2 separate regions of the Homo sapiens genome follow, and region 2 is linked to region 1. Evidence: read pairs that join two places in POLR2A ChIA-PET (ENCODE). Cell type or tissue: Panc1. All regions are shown on one strand. Each heading gives the region's core, and the rest is flanking DNA. Links, peaks and the distances in the headings are about the cores only.

Region 1 (6,162 bases), core at 619-5,618:
TTGGGAATCTTGGCCGCGCGCAGTGGTTCACACCTGTAATCCCAGCACTTTGGGAGGCCGAGGTGGGCAGATCCCCTGAGGTCAGGAGTTCGAGACCAGCCTGGCCAACATGATGAAACCTCATCTCTACTAAAAATACCAAACCAGCAGGGCATGATGGCGCATGCCTGTAATCCCAGCTACTCAGTAGGCTGAGGCAGGAGAATCGCTTGAACCTGGGAGGCAGAGGCTGCAGTGAGCCGAGATTGTGCCACTGCACTCAAGCCTGGGCAATAAGAGTGAAGCTCCGTCTCAAAAAATAATAATAATAAATAAAAAGATTGGGAATCTTGAGAAACTAAAAGAAAAGGGCAAATACTTAAAGAAAAAAGAAAAGACTGGGAATCTGAGAGTCATTCTTAGGTATTTTTGTTATCCCACGTGTGCAAGTAATGATTCCTATTGAGGCTTGCTTTAAAATATCTTACTCTCTATTCCACCCTTGCCTTCAGTCTGTGCCTGCTGCTGCCCCCTACCTCTGACCTCTCTCCAGGCCACCCGGTAGATAGCTAACATATTCATGATAACTTACAATTGTCATACACATACACGGCATCACTGTGCTGTGTTCTACATGTGTTACTTTATTCCTCTAAAAGACCCCATAAGCTGGGTGCCTTTATTACCCGCATTTTATAGATGAAGAAACTGAGGCTCAGTGCAGTTAAATAATATTTGTAAGATCTCACAGCAAGCAAGGAGCAGAACTGGGATTTTATTTATTTAACTTATTTATTATTATTATTATTATTATTATTATTGAGACAGAGTCTTGCTCTGTCGCCCAGGCTGGAGTGCAGTAATGTGATCTCGGCTCACTGCAGCCTCCACCTCCTGGGTTCAAGCAATTCTCCTGCCTCAGCCTCCCAAGTAGCTGGGATTACAGGCACACACCACCACACCTGGCTAATTTTTGTATTTTTAGTAGAGACAGGGTTTCGCCATGTTGGCCAGGCTGGTCTCAAACTCCTGACCTCAGGTGATCTGCCCGCCTCAGCCTCCCAAAGTGCTGGGATTATAGGGGTGAGCCACCGCGCCTGGCCGGAACTGGGATTTTAGAAGAACCAAGTGGTCTGGTGCCAAACTCCAAACTCCCAGCTGCTATACAATACTGCGTTTCTCTGAAGCACCCATACGACCATGTCACTCCTGTGCTCAAGTCTCTTCAGTGCCTCCCTTCTGACTGTGGTCGTTCAAATTCCTACTTGGGCATTAAAGGCTCTTCAGTGGTTTGTCTCTCGCTCTCCTGCAGGTAAGTTTATGCGCTTTGCTGTGTCTCACGTCCCTCCTCTATTACTTGAGTGTGATAATACCCTCTCATGAGGCTGCCACGAGGATTAAAGGAGGTCACTCAGCACAAAGTGACACAATTGGTGTTAGTGATCATTTAGTTACCTTTGTACTGTTTCTCCCAACTTACTTAGAGGACTCCTCTGACCAGAATGTTGCTGCAAATAAACAGTGCTTGTTGCTAAACTGAATGCGAATGTAAATTTTCCCTTCCTAGAAATGTTCCCCACTCCCATATGCCAACATCTCCAAATCCGTCCAAACCCAACCATCCTCCAATCACTCTACTTCACTGCCCCCACCCCCCCACTAATTGAAACTCCTGAGACACTTACTCTTTTTTTTTTTTTTTTTGAGGCAGAGTCTCACTCTTTCACCTAAGCTGGAGTGCAATGGTGCGTTCTCGGCTCACTGCAACCTCCACCTCCCAGGTTCAAGTGATTCTCCTGCCTCAACCTCCCGAGTAGCTGGGACTAGAGGCTCACACCACCATGCCCAGCTAATTTTTGTATTTTTAGTAGAAATGAGGTTTCATCATGTTGGCCAGGCTGGTTTCGAACTCCTGACCTCAAGTGATCTGTCCACCTCGGTCTCCCAAAGTGCTGAGATTATAGGCGTGATCCACCACGCCTGGCCTCGGGGACGTTTATTCTCATCATTCTTTTTTTTCCACACCACTATTTATTTACTCGTTTGTTAAGCATTTATCAAGTGCTTACTCTAATAATAACAATGCCTGTACAGACAGTCCCTGAGTTAATGGTGACTGACTTAATGATATTTTCAGTTGATGATGGGTTTACAGGGATATAACCCCATCTTACACTTGCTTGGTTATTTTTTTTTTTTTTGTCTTTTTTTTTTCCTTTCTGTGGAGAACGGCGTCTTGCTGTATTGCCCAGGCAGGTCTCGAACTTCTGGGCTCAAGCTATCCTCCCACCTCCTCCTCCCTAATAGTTGGGATTACAGGCATGAGCCACCATGGCCGGTGGACGTAACCCCAACTTAAGTCGAGGAGCATCTGTATTTGACTTGATACTTTACGAAGGGCTCCATACCACAGCTCTGCATCTGTAAATCCTCACAAAAGGCTTGGAAGGGGTTCCCATTTTTAGGCTGCCCTAGTTTTACCAGCTGGTGGTAAACCCTGGTGTCAGCACCAGCATTCCTGGGGATCCAGAGGTGATGCTGACAGGACCCCCGTCTTCAGGGCATGTATTGCTGGGTCTGTCCCGCAGACCCTGGCTGACAGATGAAATGAGTACTCAGACAGAGGTATGCAGTGTAAGAGCAGCTAGGCGACTGCCTGGCTCTAGTGTCCAGAGAGCAGCCCGAGAGCTGGAGCTGCTTGCTTTTATTCAGTGCAGGCACAATGACGAAAACCTGGAGCCAACACAACCTGCAGGTAATTAACATTTATCATTCCCTTTTCAGGCAACATCATGCACGCGGATGATCAACAGTCAGTTCCTGGTCAACATAAGTAAACAAGCCTGTTTAAGATAAATTCCCCCACACTCCCTTGTACCTACTCCTTGCCCTCTGCCCCAGGGTTATAGAACAGCTGCTTTCTGCTATTCTCCCCCCAGGCTCTGCAGAACCTTCTGACCTTTCAGAAGGTTTGCATCCTTTCCCTATAGTTTTTCCACCGCTCTGACCAGTCCCCCACAATATATAGCCTTGTATGCAAAGCCAGGCCTGTCCATGCAGGGTGACCATCCAAGGTAGACAGTGGCAAAATCTGGTGGAGGCATCAGAGATAGTGCCATCAGTTTGCTGGAACAAGCATATCAAGGAGCCTGGCAGATCTACACTTCACCAGACGGTGCCTGTAGCCAACAGGGCAGGCCCTTGCTCCAGGGAAACACTCAGAAATCAAAACTCCTTGCTCTGCTGCCAGGGAACTCTCCAGGAGATCCTCAGTGTCATCAGAAGCTGAAAAAAACAGTGCTGAGAAACGTGGCCTGCCGTCTTTCCAGCTAAGGGAGATGGCCCATTCGACCCTGGGTTGTCCTCTGCAAACGCGCTGCTGCAGGTTGCATGGCACCATCTCCTGATTGCAATTTGCTTTCCTGAGGGAGTGAACTGACTGAAATTGGATGGTAATAAGTTGCTAGGTTATTTTCCACTTTTTAGTTTATGAGGCTTATTCATTTTGCTTTAACATTAACCACTGCCTTCCTTTTAAGGAGCTGGTGAGGCAGCGCATGGCAACAGGTTCAGGGTGAGGAGTGGCACCACCTCCTTTCAGTGAGGATTTGGGAAGGGTGAAAAGCACCCTAATCTTCTCAGCCGCATGTGAACAAACCACCTGTCAAGGTGGGTCCTTCCTATAGGGAGGTTGATGTCAGCCCTTCAGGGAGGTCTCAGTTTTCTTCCTCCACTTCCTAATCCCTTCATTATAATTCCTTCCACAACAGAATAAGTTTCTTGAGCAATGCAGCAATATCCAGCAATTTTAGATAGACATTTACCTTTTGACCTAGAAATCTCACTTCTACGAATCCATCCTAAAGACACACTTTCAGCTGGATGTGGTCGCTCATGCCTGCGATCCTAACACTCTGGGAGGCTAAAGTGGAAGAATCTCTTGGGCTCAGGAGCTCAAGACCAGCCTGGGCAACATAGGAAGACCCTATCTCTAAAAAAAATAAAAATAAAAACGGCACACAGTCAAAAATTCAAAAATTAATATACATAAGGCTATTTATTACAGAAACATTGGTAGTAGCAAAAGACTGGAAATAACTCAATGCCCATCAATAGGGAACGGAGTAAATAAACTAAGATACCTACACATAATGGAGTGCCATGCAGCTTTGAAAGGAAATGAGGCATATTTCTATGTTATATGTTGTGATCACCAGAATATAACCTAATGAGTAAAAAGCCAGGTGAAGAAAATTCTGATAATATGCTATCATTGGAGAGGGGAATATGAATATACCATACATCACATAGGAGGAGAGAGGAAATAAAGTGAGAGGATTGGGATAGAAGCTAGACTTTTCTAAATATATCTTGTTTTATAGATTTATGTTGGAAGTTTGTGGATATAGTACTTTAGAAAAGTATAAAACCAAATTAGACTTGACAAAATGAAACAAGTCAATCTGTTGAGTTGATGGTGTAACTACACAGTGAGAAACTATTGCAAATGACCTTAACACTCAGGAATTCCACTGTATATTCCTAATGGGAGATCCCCTAATGACCAAACTTAAACCCAGTCCAACCAAACCAAAAAACCTTGTAAAATATCTGAAACCATTTTTAGTAATGAAATGAGAAATGTGGTCGTGTTGGTGATATGGTTTGGCTGTGTCCCCACCCCGACATCATCTTGAATTGTAACTCCCACAATTCCCACATGTCATGAGAGGAACCCAGTGGGAGGTGATTGAATTATGGGTGTGGGTCTTTCCTGCGCTGTTCCCATGATAGTGAATGACAAGATCTGATGATTTTAAAAACGGTTTCCCCGCACAACCTCCCTCTCTTGCCTGCCACCATCTATGTAAGATGTGACTTGTTCCTCCTTGCCTTCCGCTGTGATCGTGAGGCCTCCCCAGCCATGTGGAACTGTAAGTCCATTAAACCTCTTTTTCTTCCCAGTCTCGGGTATGTCTTCATCAGCAGCATGAAAATAAACTCATACAGTAAATTGGTACCAATAAAGTGGGGTGCTGCTGAAAAGATACCCAAAAATGTGGAAGCGACTTTGGAACTGGGTTATCAGGCAGAGGCTGGAACAGTTTGGAGGGCTCAGAAGAAGACAGGAAAATGTGGGAAAGTTTGGAACTTCCTAGAGACTTGTTGAATGGCTTTGACAAAAATGCTGATAGTGATATGAACAATAAGGTCCAGGCTGAGGTGGTCTCAGATGGAGATGAGGAACTTGTTGGGAACTGGAACAAAGGTGACCCTTGTTATGTTTTAGCAAAGAGACTGGTGGCATTTTGCTCCTGCCTTAGAGATTTGCAGAACTTTGAACTTGAGAGAGATGATTTAGAGTATCTGGTGGAAGAAATGTCTAAGCAACAAAGTATTCAAGAGGTGACTTGGGCGTTCTTAAACACATTCAGTTTTATAAGGGAAGCAGAGCATAAAAGTTCAGAAACTTGCAGCCTGACAATGTAATAGAAAAGAAAATTCTATTTTCTGAGGAGAAATTCAAGCTGGCTGCAGAAATTTGCATAAGAAATGGGGACCCAAATATTAATCTCCAAGACAATGGGGAAAATGTCTCCAGGGCATTTCAGAGGTCTTCATGGCAGCCCCTCCCATCACGGGACCAGAGGCCTAGGAGGAAAAAAATGGTTTCTTGGGCCAGGCCCAGGGTCTCCGTGCTGTGTGCAGCCTAGGGACTTGGTGCCCTGCATCCCAGCTACTCCAGCCATGATTAAAAGGGCCCAAGGTACAGCTCGGGCCGTGGCTGCAGAGGGTGCAAGCCTCAAGCCTTGGAAGCTTCTATGTGGAATTCAACCTGTGGGTGCACAGAAGTCAAGAACTGAGGCTTGGGAACCTCTGCCTAGATTTCAGAGGATGTATGGAAACGCCTGGATATCCAGGAAGTTTGCTGCAGGGACAGGGCCCTCATGGAGAACCTCTGCTGGGACAGTGTGGAAAGGAAATGTGGAGTTGGAGTCCCCACACAGAGTCCCAACTGGGGCACCACCTAGTGGAGCTGTGAGAAGAGGGCCACTGTCCTCCAGACCCCAGAATGGTAGATCCACCGACAGCTTGCACATGTGCCTGGAAAATCGGCAGACACTCAACACCAGCCCATGAAAGCAGCCAGAAGGGAGGGTGTACCCTGCAAAGCCACAGGGG
Region 2 (6,162 bases), core at 404-5,403, 470 kb after region 1:
CCAAGTGAGCCCAGGAACACTTACCACTCTTCGGAACCCAATTAGCCTCCCTTTGGGACACTGGGCTCTTCATTAATCCCTTCTCTGGCTGAAAATGAGGTCCCTGTGCTTTGATCCCCTCTGCCTGCCTGCCAGGGCTCCTGGCTGGGAAATGTCACATCTGCCACTGCTCACACCATTGTCTGAGCTTACAGACCCATGGCTCTCCAGTAGCATAGGCCACGCTGCCAGAAGCCCCTCCAAACACTCACCCAGACTTGAGTGTGGTCCCCAGATACACCCAACATACTCTCTGGGCACCATCAGAGAAAACTCAGACCCAGTACCTGCCATGAAAGAACTTGAGATGGAAGAGGGAGAAAAACTTATACAAAAACCTTTGATATGGCCCATAAAATCTCATCAGAGCCTCTACTTTACTGAGCACTGGCCTAATCCCATTCCCACATGGTCCATAAACACTTTTGTGTCCCTTACCCCACTGGGCCTGTCGCCCTGCTGTCCTGCCCTGATGCAGCTGGAGGCTGGGGGGCTCCAGCCTTCTCCTGAGGATTCCTGTCTAAATGCTCAGCTGCTCTGGAATTCACAGGAGCCCAGGGCATGGGGCCCACCTGGTCTCCTGCTTCCTTCAGGTTGTTGCAGAGCCCCTGTCCTCCCTCGCCTTCTCTACCCCTTTGCTCCCCCTGCCTCGCCTGCAGCTGTCCATGAGCTCTGCTCAGCAAGTCCCAGCTGACCTGGATCTTTCCTTTTTTTCCAGCTAAACAGATATCTGCCTTGCTAATACTGACTGCCTTTCAAAGCATAATTATGATGTGTTGTGTTAAAATCACACTCCAGTAAGGAGCAGGAGACAGGGGAGAGGAATGGATGGGATGAAGAGGGCCAAGAGTCTCTTCCTGTCTCCCGGTGCAGGGATTAAGAGACTGAAGAGGGCATTCTGGGGAAACTGAGGCTCAGAATGGCCCAATAACCTGCCCAAAGCCAGACAGTCTGTAACTGGTGGAGCTAAGATCCTGCTGTTGACTTCATTTGCAGGTGGAGGAGGATGAGAAGGAAGTTTAGGGTGCATCTGCCAGGTCTGGGCAGAGCCTGCCCCAGTTGTGTTCAAGGTCCAGTGTTCAACACCCCCACCCTGGCCCCATGCGGGACTCCAGGGAAAGCCTGGAACCACGCCCCGGGAAAACACACAGGAACTCTGAGGGCTGGGCAGGGAGGGCTGCGGAGCTGCCCAGGACACCTTGCCTGACAAGGGCTCCTGCCATGCAGCTCATTTCAGCATAACACCTGCTTACGACGGCCTGCTCTGCCTGGGGAAGGATATCAGGCCCCGTGGAGGATGCACAGCGAAGCCAGCACGTCCCTGACCTCAAGAAGTTGCCAGCCTCCCGAGGGAGATGGCTGTCGCACGGACTCCCGCACCCACCAGAAGGCCTGCAGGGAGACCTCTGGGGCCGCTTTTCAGTCACGACCTCTATGCTCCACGCCCGTCCTCTGGGCGCCAACTGGTGATGCTGGAGCTGGGACTCTGCCCGCGGCTCCGCTCTGCCAGCCGGGTCTGTGTAGGCTCTGCAGCCCGGGCGCTAGAGCGGCACCTCCAGGCTGGTGCGGGAGGCAGGACTTGCTCTTCCTATTTGCTCCCTGTCCGCTTCCTGCGGGCTTCCTGTTCCTGGGAGCTCGTTGTCTCCCTCCCCAGCCAACAGCCGGCAGTGCCAAACCGGAGCCGCAGCGGAACGCAGCTTGCAGCTTCTCCAACTCTGGCAGAAGCAGTTGCGTCACCCTGTGGCCCAAGAGCCGGCTCAGACCCCTGCTCAGAGGTTGGGATCCCAGGCAAGTGGGCCCTTGTCTGCAGGGCCCCAGCGCCAGCGCGCAGAGACCTCTCCTCAAGTCGGCTCTGCAGGGTCCCTCCGCTGTGTTTCTAAATGTCCCCCTTCGCCCCTTCAGCCACAGAAATAGTAGTAGCTGCCTTCTGCAGTTGCCACTTCTGCTCACCCTGTCAGTCTCTGTCACCCTGATGACTGCAGAGAAGAGTCTGGAGACCAAGATGGACCTCCCAGGACTTACAAAGCAGAGACTTTCACTCCTGCTCTGCTGAAAATCCCCTTCATGCCCTGGCTTTCCTGGACTGTGTCCTCGTTTCAACCTCAGTTTTTTTTGTTGGTTTGTTTGTTTTTGTTTTGTTTTTGAGATGCAGTCTAGCTCTGTCGCCAGGCTGGAGTGCGGTGGCGACATCTCAGTTCACTGCAGGCTCCCCCTCCCGGGTTCAAGCGATTCTCCTGCCTCAGCCTCCTGAGTAGCTGGGACTACAGGCGCCCGCCACCGCGCCTGGCTAATTTTTGTATTTTTAGTGGAGAAGGGGTTTCACCAAGTTGGCCAGGATGGTCTCCATCTCCTGACCTCCTGCTCCGCCCACCTCAGCCTCCCAAAGTGCTGGAATTACAGGCGTGAGCCACCGCGCCCGGCCTCAACCTCAGTTCTTTATAGGAAACTCTCTGTGCCCTCCTTATTGGATGCTGACTGCTGCTGGATCTTTAGTGGGTAGCTAGCCTTTTGATCTCATCCTCAGGATCTTGATGGCCCCCTCTCTGATAGCAGTTGACCTTATTCGTAGAACTGCTCCTCCACATGGCCCATCCCTTAGGATTTGACTTCACTGCCATAGCAGTCCCCTCTGCCCTAACTTGGCCTGAACATGATGTCAGTCCCAGAGGTGGGCCTGTGGCCTAAGGCAGCTGACCACAGCCTTCCCTGGAACCTGTATACTCTGAGCTCTTTCTTTTCCACAGTCACCAACTAGGGTAATTTAAACTGGGTTGTCTGCAGCGGGGCCTCTGCCTCCCACGGCTCCCCGTCCCAGGTTATCCTGTGTGTAGTAGAAAATAATGGTGACCATTCACAGATTGAGAGCTGGCTGCATTGAGGCTGCCATCCGGTCATGCCTGAGGTCCACTCCACCCCTGTCTTTCCCAATTTCTGGAGCCCAAAGCCTCCCTTTGTGTGTAGGCAAGCGTGAGCTGGGTTTCTGTCACGCTCAACAGAGGGAGTCCTGACTGATGTGGCAACGCCCCCCACACCTAGGTCGTCTGGAAACAAGCTGAGTCAGGGCTGGTCTAGTCAGACTCCCTACCTGGTTCTGCAACCTCACCACACAGTCTCCGCCGTGCCACAGTTGCTGCATAGCTTCCTGCTTATGCAATGGCTTTGCCAAGGGCCTAGACACCCAGTCGGGCCTGGCTGAACCAGGGCCAAGTTGAAAAGGCAAAATCCAAGATGGAACTAAGCAACAAAAGAGTCAAGAATCCAGGCCCCTCCCACCCCAGAGCCGTGGGCTTGACGCTGAACCTGAGTCTTCCCCAACCCCCTTGTATGAGGACGTGTGTAGGCGGTAAGTGTTGTGCGACAATAGGATTATATTCATTCCACTTCCTTAATGAGCCAGGCTTCTTTTGGAAATATCAGGCTCCAAAGCTGAGACATATATAATGTTATATATAAATAGAATGAATATAAATAGGCTGGGCACATTGGCTCACGCCTGCAATCCCAGCACTTTGGGAGGCTGAGGCGAGTGGATCACCTGAGGTCAGGAGTTCGAGACCAGCCTGGCCAACATGGTGAAACCTCGTCTCTACTAAAAATACAAAAATTAGTCGGGCATGGTGGCAGGCACCTGTAATCCCAGCTACTCAGGAGGCTGAGTCAGGAGAATGGCTTGAACCCAGGAAGCAGAGGTTGCGGTGAGCCACGATAGTGCCATTGCACTCTAGCCTGGGTGACAAGAGTGAAACTCCATCTCAAAAAAAAAAATGAATATAAATATATATGAATATAAACATATGTAGAGAGAATGAATATAAATAGATATATACATATGCATATGTGCGTGTGTGTCTAGACATATAGATACCTATATACACCCCAGAATATCTTTCCTATTTCTGCAGGAATAGGGTCCCAGGGGCCTCAGAGGCTGTTTAGTCCAGCCCACTCCCCTTCCCTCCCTCCTCCCAGATAAGGAAATTGAGGCTTCCCACCAAATCATGTAGTTGGTGACTCGCCACGTTGGGAGCAGAATCCAGGCCTCCTCTCGAACACATCAGTGTCTGACTGAACTGAAACTGCACACAAGGCAGATGCCTGACAGCTACCACCCTCAGACGTCAGTCTAGCAGGGTTCCCTGCGAGGACCTTAAGGGAGGAGAGGGGCAGCTGGAGGCCCTGAAGTCAATAGGCGTGCAGGGCCGTCCTCTCCTCTGAGGTTTTTTGCGTGGGACTTCCGAAGAGAAGAAGCTTCTCCCAAGTATATTTTCAAAATTCTTCTCTACATCAGACACACGGAAAAAACACAGCCAAAAGGCATCGGTGTGCTGACCCCAGCCCAGGCCCAGCAGGCAGCATGACGCAGGAAAAGGGGCCTGGCCCCAGCTGGCTGGGCAACCTGGGGCAAGTCATTCAGCCTCTTTGGGCTTTTGCTTTCCTATGTGCCACGTAGCGGGAGAGGGCATTCCAGTTCCCTACCCAACCTACTGTCCAAAGCTTTTGTCTCCAACTCTCTCATGCCAAGGCACAGCCCTGACTCTGCCAGCCCCCTGATCAGGGCCTCCCCAGGCAACAATAGGACCATGCCCATCACCGGGTACAAACTTTGTGGAGTTGTTGTGGACAGGGAGTGCCAGGCCTGGGTTTCCCTGGAGAGACACCGACGTGCAGGTACCACACATTTTGACTCCTGTCTTCTAAGTCGTAACACTGCAGCTCCCAGGATTTGCCAATTCAGCCCGGCTGCCCCCACCACGCTACTGATTACAGAACGGTCTAGAGACCAAGATGAACCTCCTGGGACTTAGGAAGCAGGACTGTGAATTCCCTTCATGCCCTGACTCTCCTGTACCTGTGTCCCAATGTCAAGTCTGAGAACCACAGAAACCTAGGAAGTCAGGGCTTTAGAGGAAAGCTCGTGATTTTAGCCTCCTCTCTCCCAATCCATTTTACAGACGAGGAAACTGCCCCAGAGGGCGCAGGAGAGACAGGGCAGGACCAGGAACTAGCTCACAGGTTGTCTAGATCTAGTCCCCACCCACTTTATTCTAGGTGCGCCCTTGGGAAATTCACTTCATCCCTTAGAGTGGCAGTTTCCACCTCTGTCAAGGTGAAAATAATCCCTTCTTTGTGGGGCTGCTGGAAGGATGAAGGAGGTTAATAAATGTAAAAGGCTTGGAGTAGTGCCCACCAGAGAAATTTGTCATTGTGAGCTCTATTAGTCACTTGCTCTAACAAACACCTCAAACCTTCAAAGTCTTAACACAAAAGAAGTTGATCACTCCTATAACATCCAACGCCAGCATTCCTTATGGGTGGGCTATTCGTCACATGGGGACCAGGAACTCAGGTTCATCATTTCCTGTGGTTTCCCCATCCCCGAGGACCCAGAAGGCCTCTGTTTCCAGTCAACAGAAGGGGGAAGACAGAGTGGAGAAAGCCCATCCACTCCTAAGCCTCAGCCCAGGGGTATTGCACGTGACTTCCATTCATACTCCACTGGCGAGAGCCAGCTCTATGGTGGCCATACTTGACATGGAAGAGTGGGGAGATGTAGTGTCTGGTCGAGTGGCCACCTCCCAACAACAAGCCCACCATACGGAAGGGGAGCCCACATTTGTCTCTGCAACAACTAACAAATCCTCCTGACCTAGTGGCTTCACATGACACTTATTGGTTCACACTCTCTGAGTCAACAATGTGGGCTGGAACCAGCAGTGGTTTTTCTGCTAGTCTCATCTGGGGTCACTTATGCAGCTCCAGTTAGCGGACAGCCCGGCTGGGCCTGCATGGCCTAGGACGGCCTCATACACATGTTCATCCCTGAGCATGCTATCAGCCAGGGTGTCTCGGTTCTCCAGCAGCGCATTCACACGGCAGCAGAAGTCCAAGGCGGCAAGAGCAAGACACCACAAGGCTTCCTAAGGCCTAGATTTGGCAACCACGTAGCATCATTTCTGCCACATTCTACTGATCAAAGCAAGTCACCAGGCAAGTCCAGGTTTAAGGAGTAGGGAGACAGACTCCACCTCTCAAAAGAATCTGTGGCCATTTGCAATCTACACACAGGGGTGGAGGAGAAGGATCACCCTCAGAAGATAAGAGGTTGTATTTTACACAGACCAG

The links. ChIA-PET counts read pairs that join two places held together with the same protein. Peaks named below come from ENCODE experiments on the same cell type or tissue, not always from the same donor. Only the 100,000 strongest peaks of a DNase experiment are listed, where the experiment ranks them.
Region 2: POLR2A ChIA-PET joins it to region 1 with 9 read pairs; 2 of 35 experiments call an interaction of 5 or more read pairs at or near these places.

The regions. Positions count from the first base shown.
Region 1 is chr3:194,514,308-194,520,469 of GRCh38, forward strand. No RefSeq gene overlaps it. Among named protein-coding and RNA genes, the nearest start is that of ATP13A3-DT, 30 kb to the left of the region's middle. In Panc1, for the core only: no CTCF peak of the experiment used is centred there; no DNase peak of the experiment used is centred there; H3K27ac peaks cover 519 bases.
Region 2 is chr3:194,983,647-194,989,808 of GRCh38, forward strand. All of the region lies in intron 3 of LOC105374294 (a long non-coding RNA gene), which reads right to left. Among named protein-coding and RNA genes, the nearest start is that of XXYLT1-AS1, 110 kb to the right of the region's middle. RefSeq lists enhancers at 2,661-3,161, 4,454-4,954. In Panc1, for the core only: no CTCF peak of the experiment used is centred there; no DNase peak of the experiment used is centred there; H3K4me3 peaks cover 395 bases; H3K27ac peaks cover 1,248 bases.